Regions from separate parts of the Homo sapiens genome. Here region 1 is linked to region 2. Evidence: read pairs that join two places in POLR2A ChIA-PET (ENCODE). Cell type or tissue: IMR-90. All regions are shown on one strand. Links, peaks and the distances in the headings refer to the core of each region. The heading gives the core; the rest is flanking DNA.

What was found. Peaks named below come from ENCODE experiments on the same cell type or tissue, not always from the same donor. Only the 100,000 strongest peaks of a DNase experiment are listed, where the experiment ranks them.
Region 1: POLR2A ChIA-PET joins it to region 2 with 8 read pairs; 3 of 35 experiments call an interaction of 5 or more read pairs at or near these places.

What each region holds. Positions count from the first base shown.
Region 1 is chr14:89,450,482-89,454,874 of GRCh38, forward strand. It overlaps a transcript of FOXN3 not described here. Among named protein-coding and RNA genes, the nearest start is that of FOXN3-AS1, 35 kb to the left of the region's middle. RefSeq lists an enhancer at 2,441-3,341. In IMR-90, for the core only: no CTCF peak of the experiment used is centred there; no DNase peak of the experiment used is centred there.
Region 2 is chr14:89,532,746-89,537,138 of GRCh38, forward strand. It overlaps a transcript of FOXN3 not described here. Among named protein-coding and RNA genes, the nearest start is that of FOXN3-AS2, 41 kb to the right of the region's middle. In IMR-90, for the core only: no CTCF peak of the experiment used is centred there; a DNase peak (open chromatin) is centred at 2,636.

The DNA.
Region 1 (4,393 bases), core at 280-4,279, 82 kb before region 2:
TGGACACCTGGACTTAAGTGTCTTCATCTGCCAACGAGGGGCAGGAATAGCTCTTCTTTAAAGTTCCTTCCAGCTCAGAAAAAAATAACATTCTCGACTTCATCTTTCCTTTTTTTTTTTTTTAGACAGAGTCTCGCCCTGTCGCCCAGGCTGGAGTGCAGTGGCACAATCTCGGCTCACTGTAACATCCGCCTCCAGGGTTCCAGTGATTTTCCTGCCTCAGCCTCCCGGGTAGCTGGGACTACAGGTGCCCACAACCACACCTGGCTAATTTTTTGTATTTTTAGTAGAGACGGGGTTTCACCATGTTAGTCAGGATGGTCTCGATCTCCTGATCTGGTGATCCGCCCACCTCGGCCTCCCTTTGCTCCCTGTGCCTTGCATGGAAATAACTTTCAAGACTTGCCTGTTAAACTAATCTAGGACATGTGGCATGCCACAAAGGCCCCCCAGGGTGAATTCCTTCCTAGGTATCCATGGGACACCTATCCATTGCATAGCCTAGAGGCAACATCCTCCTACCCTTGGTTTAAAGAATAACTGCCTTAGTTTCCCCATCTGCAATCTGTGGGGCAGACCGTGAAGCCGAAGATGTCTCTCAGCGAGAAGTGAGAGGATTCTGCAAGTAGAAATCTCAAGCTAATCGGCAAGGGACAGGAAAGGAAGAAAGAAAAGCCAATGTTGACTGAATACCCCAAATCAGACATACCTTAGCTGTCTCTCATTTTGCTACTGATGTAAGGACACAGATGACACCCAAGGAGGTATGGTAGCCGGGCCCCCTACCATCAATCCAGCCTTGGGGGACATCCAATGTGACTGGTTACAAAGGTAAGGCAAAGACAGTTTGGTAACAAGATGCTCTGAATAACCTGCCTGATTGTCAGGAAATCTAATTCCTCAAACCAGGGCTCTAGCTCTAAAAATGACCGCTGGCTACCTGCCTACGGCCCGTCGGTCAACATTTCTGGAAATGTAGCTTCCGGACCAAGTTAAAATTTACCAAGGCTTTCCTGAGACTGGCCTTTAGATTGATATAATTTCAGTTCTTCGTGTTACGTGTCAGTAACTTGTCACCTTGCAGATGTCAGCTTGAGAACTGGTCAGGATGACAGGGATGCTACCGTGTCTCTGTGTTCATTCTGGAGAATTACTGTAGCTGGAGGGTGACAGCCCCGCAAGTTTAATCTTCATCACCCCTGCCTGCCAGTCGTAACACCTCAGATTCACTTTTTTTATCTTCGACTGTATTCGCTCACTATCCATTTGAAAATTGTTGAAGTCTTGTGTGTATATATACTATATGGTTTCCATTTTAAAAGCTTTTAGAAGATACCAAGTACATTTTTGAATGCTGTCACTCCAGCACTGGTAACGGGGGGCTGCAGTGTTTCCGGAATCATACCGACCCCAGAGGAAGGCACTGCTCCTCTACCTCCTACCCTGTCTCAACATCTCAGCCGCCTGAGTTCACTGTAGCCTCAGGAGAGGACCACATCCCTTGAGTGAGTTCAGGGAGTAAGAAGGAACCACAACCTAAAAGTCCCTACCTGAAGTTCGATCCTTACCCTCTATTCCCTAGGGTCTAAAAACCAGTATCTTACGTTCATACTAGTGTGTCAATGACTGATACCAGGGTCATGCCCTACAACAGGCTGGGGGGAAAGCAGGGACCCTGTGCCCCAGGATGTAAAGGTGTGTAGTCAGGGTGTATCCTACGGGGCAGAAGGACCAGACTCTAAGAACAAGGAGGTCCCTGAACCATCTTCCTAATTTGGTTCTGAATCAAGGGGCATCCCCTAACAAACCTTCCAAGGAAAGATAAGGTATCCACCCTTGGTTTGACTGGTGCCTGAGTGGAGCTGCTGTGGGAAGGTTCCCTCGCCAAGCCCATCCCCATCTCCCCAGCACGCTGGGGAGGGCCGGAATGAGCACAGCTGAGACCGTCATCGACCATCACAGGAGCTGCACTAATGTGGACACAGGAGGTGCAGGCTCATTCTCCCCGGCCAGGTGTCCAGGCTGCGAGGCCATCTGGGTTAGGAAATGCGTGCTCTAAAGCCTGCTGGGGAAAGCCCGTTTTGATGGGAGCTCAGCTTAAAATAGGCCACCTTCAAGAAGTTTCCCCAGCCCTGGCCCATAGTAAGATGGGCCTTGGGAGGAAATTGGCTATTTCCCCTCATGCAGCCCTGAGAAAACTGATGCACCCACCCAACAGCCTAAGGACAGGGGTCCAGAGAAGAAATCAGCCTCAAAAGGAAATGAAGGAAAATGTTAGGAAGGGACGAGACTTTAGTTTCAGGTTTCCAAAAACCTGAACATATAAACCAGAAATCAAAACCTTTCAAAGTGCCTATCTAAAACATAACCACCACAACTTAAACTCCTTGTACTTTGGTGTAAGAGATAACAAACACTTAAAAAATGAACTTAAAGGCCGGGCACGGCAGCTCACGCCAGTAATCCCAGCACTTTGGAAGGCCGAGATGGGCAGATCATCTGAGGTCAGGAGTTCCAGACCAGCCTGGCCAATGTGGTGAAACTCCGTCCCTATTAAAAATAGAAAAATTAGCCTGGCATTGTGGCACATACCTGTAATCCCAGATACTCATGAGGCTGAGGCAGGAGAATCACTTGAACCTGGGAGGCAGAGGTTGCAGCGAGCCGAGACGGCGCCATTGCACTCCAGCTTGGGAGACAAGAGGAAAACTCCGTCTCAAAAAAAAAGAACTAAAAAAAGAACTTAAAATGAACCCAATGATAATGCTGTCTCTTTAAAAATACTTAGCTGCAGGCCAGGCTCGGTGGCTCAAGCCTGTAATCCCAGCACTTTGGGAGGCCGAGGCGGGCAGGTCATGAGGTCAGGAGATTGAGACCATCCTGGCTAACACGGTGAAACCCTGTCTCTACTAAAAATACAAAAAAAAAATTAACCGGGCGTGGTGGCGGGCGCCTGTAGTCCCAGCTACTCGGGAGGCTGAAGCAGGAGAACGGTGTGAACCCGGCAGGCAAAGCTTGCAATGAGCCGAGATCACGCCATTGCACTCCAGCCTGGGCGACACAGCAAGACTCCGTCTCAAAAAAAAAAAAAAAAAAAAGCTGCAGCTTATTTCAAAATTTCCTATGTACCCCATAAATATGTACGACCATCGTGTATCCATAAAATTTAAAAACAAAAATACTTGACCACAAAATTGAAAAGATGGGTAAAAATGCAATGTAGTGAGGAAGTGAAGAAATAGGCACTCTTGTTTTGGTGGGCCCCATCATTTTTAGAGGATATCTGGCAATGTGGATTATAATTTAAAATGCACATCAGCTTTCACCCACCAATTCATCTTGTTAGCATTCATTGCACAGAAATACACTGCTATGGACTGAGGTTTTGTGTCCCCCAAAATTCAGATGTTGAAGCCCTAATCCCCAATGTGAGATGATTTGGAGGAGGGGCTTCTGGGAGATAATTAGGTTTATAAATCAGATCGTGAGGGTGGGGTCCCCAAGATGAAATTAATGCCCTCTTAAGAAGAAGAAGAAGAAGGACTGGTGTGGTGGCTCATGACTACAACCTCAGCACTTTGGGAGGTCGAGGCAAGAGGATCACCTGAGGTCAGGAGTTTGAGACCAGCCTGGCCAACATGGCGAAACCCTGTCTCTTCTAAAAATACAAAAATTAGCCGGGCATGGTGGCACATGCCTGTAATCCCAGCTACTCAAAATGCTGAGGTTTGAGAATCGCTTGAATCCAGGAGGCGGAGGTTGCAGTGAGCCGAGATTGCACCACTGTACTCCAGCCTGGGCAACAGAGTGAGACTCCGTCTCAAAAAAAAAGAAGAGAGACCAGGGTGGCTGTGGCTGTCTGCAAACAAAGAGAGTCCTCGCCAGGAAGCAAAATGGCCAGCACTTTAGTATTGGACCTGCCAGCTTCCAGAACAGTAAGAAAAAAATGTTTATTGTTTAAGCCACCTAGTTTATGGCATTTTGTTATAGCAGCCTGAGCTGACAAAGACATATGCAATTGTGTAAAAAGATGCATGTATAAGGATTATTTCAGATTCATTTGTAACAGAGAAAAACTGGATAAACATTCTCCTGCCTCACTTGTAAAAGAGAAAAACCGGAATAAACTTGTTCTGGTGAATGAGGGATCATTAGCTAAATCCTGGTCCATTCACATAATGGAAACTACAGCTTTTAAAAGAACGAGGTAAACTGAGTTGCTGATAGAAGTGCTTATCATAGCAGGTTTAAAGTCTCCATGATAAGCACTTCTTGATTGGTTAGAATGTTAATGTTCTTTTTAACATTAAACAATAACTTATAATCAGAAGGAAAAAATGAACTCCATCTTCATGTTGTTAATTGTCTTCAAACCCATCCCTAACCCAAGGTC
Region 2 (4,393 bases), core at 173-4,172:
AACCAGATGATTATTTTGAATAATCGTGCCACTTACATAGATTTAAAAACAAAACAAAAACCACTATTGTAGGCACCAGATAAAAGACATTTGTATAGCTATACATTTTGGTAACAAAGGTATAGCTATACATGTAGGTAACAAAGGTATACCTATACATATAGATAACAAAGACCTGAGAGATACATTAAACTGAATCACAAATAGAGAAAGGTAGGAGGCTGACATGCCAGAATTCAACAAAAATGGGAAGAAATTGATAGAGAAAAACTAAATTGTTATACTCAGGCTCCCCCAAAGGTCATGTAGAGAATAAAAAGTATATAAAAATTAGTATCTACAAAAAGGGCAGTTGAGAATGTAAATAGGCACTGATTACACCAAGTTGCTTGGGGCCACATAAACTCAAAGCTAAAAAATTACTGTGCTTTGGCTTCATTCATGTCATGCATGGAGGAAAGCCACACATGAGGCCCCTTGTTCCATCCCGTCTTTCCCTTTCACTCTCCTCCGGCTGACCTAAGAAAACATGAATGCCAGCTGATGACACTCATGAACTGCCCTGCCTCTCAAAAGCGCAATCCAGGGGCCAGCATCATCCTCACCTGGAGGTGCACTGTCAGATATGCAGATTCTGGCTGGGCGCGGTGGCTCACGCCTGTAATCCTAGCACTTTGGGAGACCCAGGCGGGCGGATCACGAAGTCAGGAGATCCAGACCATCCTGGCTAACAGGGTGAAACCTCGTCTCTACTAAAAATACAGAAAATTAGCCGGGCATGGTGGCGGGGGCCTGTAGCCCGGCCACTCGGGAGGCTGAGGCAGGAGAATGGCGTGAACCCGGGAGGCGGAGCTTGCAGTGAGCGGAGATCGCACCACTGCACTCCAGCCTGGGTGACAGAGGGAGACTCTGTCTCAAAAAAAAAAAAAAAAAAAAAAAAAAAAAAAGTTAGTGAGTTATTTAAGGTGAAAGCTTATTATCAGCAAAGTACTGACTAAAAGCCATGTTTCCTCTTCCTTATGTTACAGCATACTGCCTGGTCTTCCCTGGAAATCCTAAAGAGCAACGAGAAAAGCTCCCACTTAAGTTGAGATGTGGGGTTCTGGTGATCTGACCTATAACCAAGAATGTGGCTCTACTGTTTTCGTTCTTCTTTCTTTGGTTGCTTTTTGCTTGACTGGTTTTTGGCTTTGTTTTTTATAGCAGCAAATCAGGGTCAAGATTTTCATTCCCCAAGAAGCCTTGGTAAGTGTCACCTTGTTAATCATCCCCTTCCTGGGAATTTTGCCTGACTAGAGATGTGCTTCCCCCCCGCCACCCACTATGGAATTCAGATAGAATATAATTATACATTCTTTTTTTTTTTTTTTTTTTTTTTGAGACAGCGTCTCACTCTGTCACCCAGGCTGGAGTGCAGTGGCTCTATCTCGGCTCACTGCAACCTCTGCCTCCCGGGTTCAAGCAATTCTCCTACCTCAGCCTCCCAAGTAACTGAGATTACAGGTGCGCACCACCACACCCAGCTAGTTTTTATATTTTTGGTAGAGACGGGTTTCACCATGTTGGCCAGGCTGGTCTGGAACTGACCTCAGGTGATCCACCCACTTCAGCCTCCCAAAGTGCTGGGATTATAGGCATGAGCCAGCATGCCTGGCCCTGTGTATTCTTTTTGATAGGAAAAACTTTCAAGACTCATTTTTCGAAGAAACATTGGAATTTTACCTTTTAGCCCTTAAAGAAAGGAAGCTGTCTAACCAGCCTTAACCCAGGGCTCTGCTCCAACGTCTGCCGGTGCATGCAATCTTCCAACCTAAGTCCCTACGGCAAACTGCCCTAGCTGCAAGAAGAAAAAGAAATTAGTCACCTTCTAGGCCAGTGCTCAAATTTTGCTGTATATTAAGACTCCCCTGGGGAACCTGTAGAAATGTCCATGCCCAGGCCACATCCCAAACCAATTCAGTCAGAATTTCTGGATGTGGAATTGGGCATCAGACTTGTTCAAACTTCCCAGGTGATTCCAACGTGCATCAAGGTATGAGAACGGATGCGCTAGGCGGTGGCCTCTACCAAGTCTCCCTCTGATGCCAAGAGGCCCGTTCTATCCACTGCTCCACTCATCCTGTTTATGCCATTCTTCCTGCATCCCAGGCAGCAGAAGCTCCGGGGATATATTTCTGCCCACATCTCAGAATCTGCTCTTCTAAAACAGCTGCTTCAATTGAAGATATATTTTGTGCAAGGCTCTTCCATTTAATGAAGAATTTTTTTTCTCATTCCCTTAATATTCCTTCCCATTAAGGCATAACCTACAAACAGCAGATGAATTACACTTACGCAGTGACTATAAAGGACAGCTGTTTTATCTCAATGGAGCATTTTCTCTTTATGATTCCATTATTTTACTCTGGCATGACATGCCTAATGTTTTAAATAACGCACAGCTTTCCTTTTCTTTCCTCTTTTTTTTTTTTTAAGTTAAGGTGAAATTTCAGCTGGAAATCTACTCTAAAAGATCTTCAAGAAACAGTCCATATAAGAACACGGCAGTATTTATTTTTTATGAGCAGCTGAAGGTTGATCAAAACATTCCTCCCCAGCCACAAAATGTGTAACCCTGGCATTTTTCAGTACTATTTCTTGGCACACTGAACACAGGTCAAGACATGGAACAGCATTTTATTTGAATTATTATTCTTGAGCTTCCTGAATCTTCAAGCAGTAATACTTAAAAGACACCCATTCATGGTTAGCAGATAATGCAGCCTTTTTTTCACCCAGCAGTGACCTAGTACAGAGAAAATACAGTGAATAAACTTTTTACTAAAGAGGTGCTGTTAAGTTGTCCTTGGATTGCAACTGCCTGTGTGTGAACTTCTAGAATATTTTCCAGACTGTCTTTTCAACAAGCAGAGCTTGCTGAGTTTGCCAAACCTACTTCCTTACCTTTGTCTATTCTGTTCTTTGGCAACTCTTCTTAACAAGCCTACCCCATTCAAGATCTTTCCCCTGCTCTAATCCATCTCATTATATTCTCTACAATTTCACTTTTTACCTCTTCATAATATGGATCTTCAGAAGAACTCCCCAAAAGGATGAAGTCAGAGTCACAATTGATTTTCTGTTAACAATGGGAGGGAGATTTATGTATATGCCCATAGAAACATAAGTCGTTTGTAACACCCAGTTAGTACAAAAGAATTAGTCGTATATTCTACTCCATAAACTTGGTTCTATTCAATGATAAAAGACTATATTATTAAAGACAAAGATTAAATAGTTGTAAATAACGGCACATGTGTTTGAGCTGATCTTGAGTCTTTCCAATACATCAACACTCTGCAAAGGTCACTGGAGGCAAAATAAAGCCACCGGCAAGATGTTTTAGGTGAGGAATGAAGCACAGATGAAAAGCCTTGCCAGCACTGTGTGGTGGCTATGGACATGGGGGCTCCAAAATCTGGTAGGCCTGGTTTCAAATCCTGGCTATGCCACTAGTCCTAGCTGTGTATCCCTAGGTCAGGTTTCAGCCTCTGTAACTATCTGCATCTCTAAAATGTAAGTAATAGCAATAATGACCTTTGTGAAGCTGCTGTGAGGATTAAAGTGCTTAGAAAGTAGTGAGTACACACTAGCTATTTTAATAGCATTTCACAGATAAATGCAACCCAAAGAAACCCATAAGCAAGAGGAATAGGTATTATTTGTGTCTGTCTTCTAGATGTGAAAAGTGAGGCTTATAAAGATTAAATAAGGTCGGCGGGCGCGGTGGCTCACGCCTATAATCCCAGCACTTTGGGAGGCCGAGGCGGGCGGATCACGAGGTCAGGAGTTCAAGACCAGCCTGACCAACATGATGAAACCCCCGTCTCTACTAAAAATACAAAAATTATTGTATTGTGGTGCATGCCTGAAATCCCAGCTATTTGGGAGGCTGAGGCAGGAGAATCGCTTGAACCTGGGAGACGGAGGTTGCAGTGAGCCGAGATCGGGCCTCTGCACTCCAGCCTGGGCGACAGAGCAAGTCTCTATCTCAAAAATAAAAAAAAAAATTTAAAAAGATTTTTAAAAAAAGATTAAATAAGGTCATCCTCCAGGTTTATCTTCCAAAAACAATGGTTGTGCTGTTCTCTGTTTAAAATCATCAGTGGCCCCCATCACCGGGAAATTATAAAGAAGTATAAAATCCAAATTCTTTATCATGGCATGACCCCTTGATTATATCTTCTGTTTCTCTCCTCAACTCAACCCCATGTCAGTTTTGCCACAAAGCGTCTCCAGAGCACCAGAAGGAATGCTGCTCCTCTCTCCTCTGGGATGCCATTCTACCTGGACACGCTTCTAACAAAGCACCCACAGCATTTCTCTGAGGGTGTTGGTTTATGTGTCTGAATCC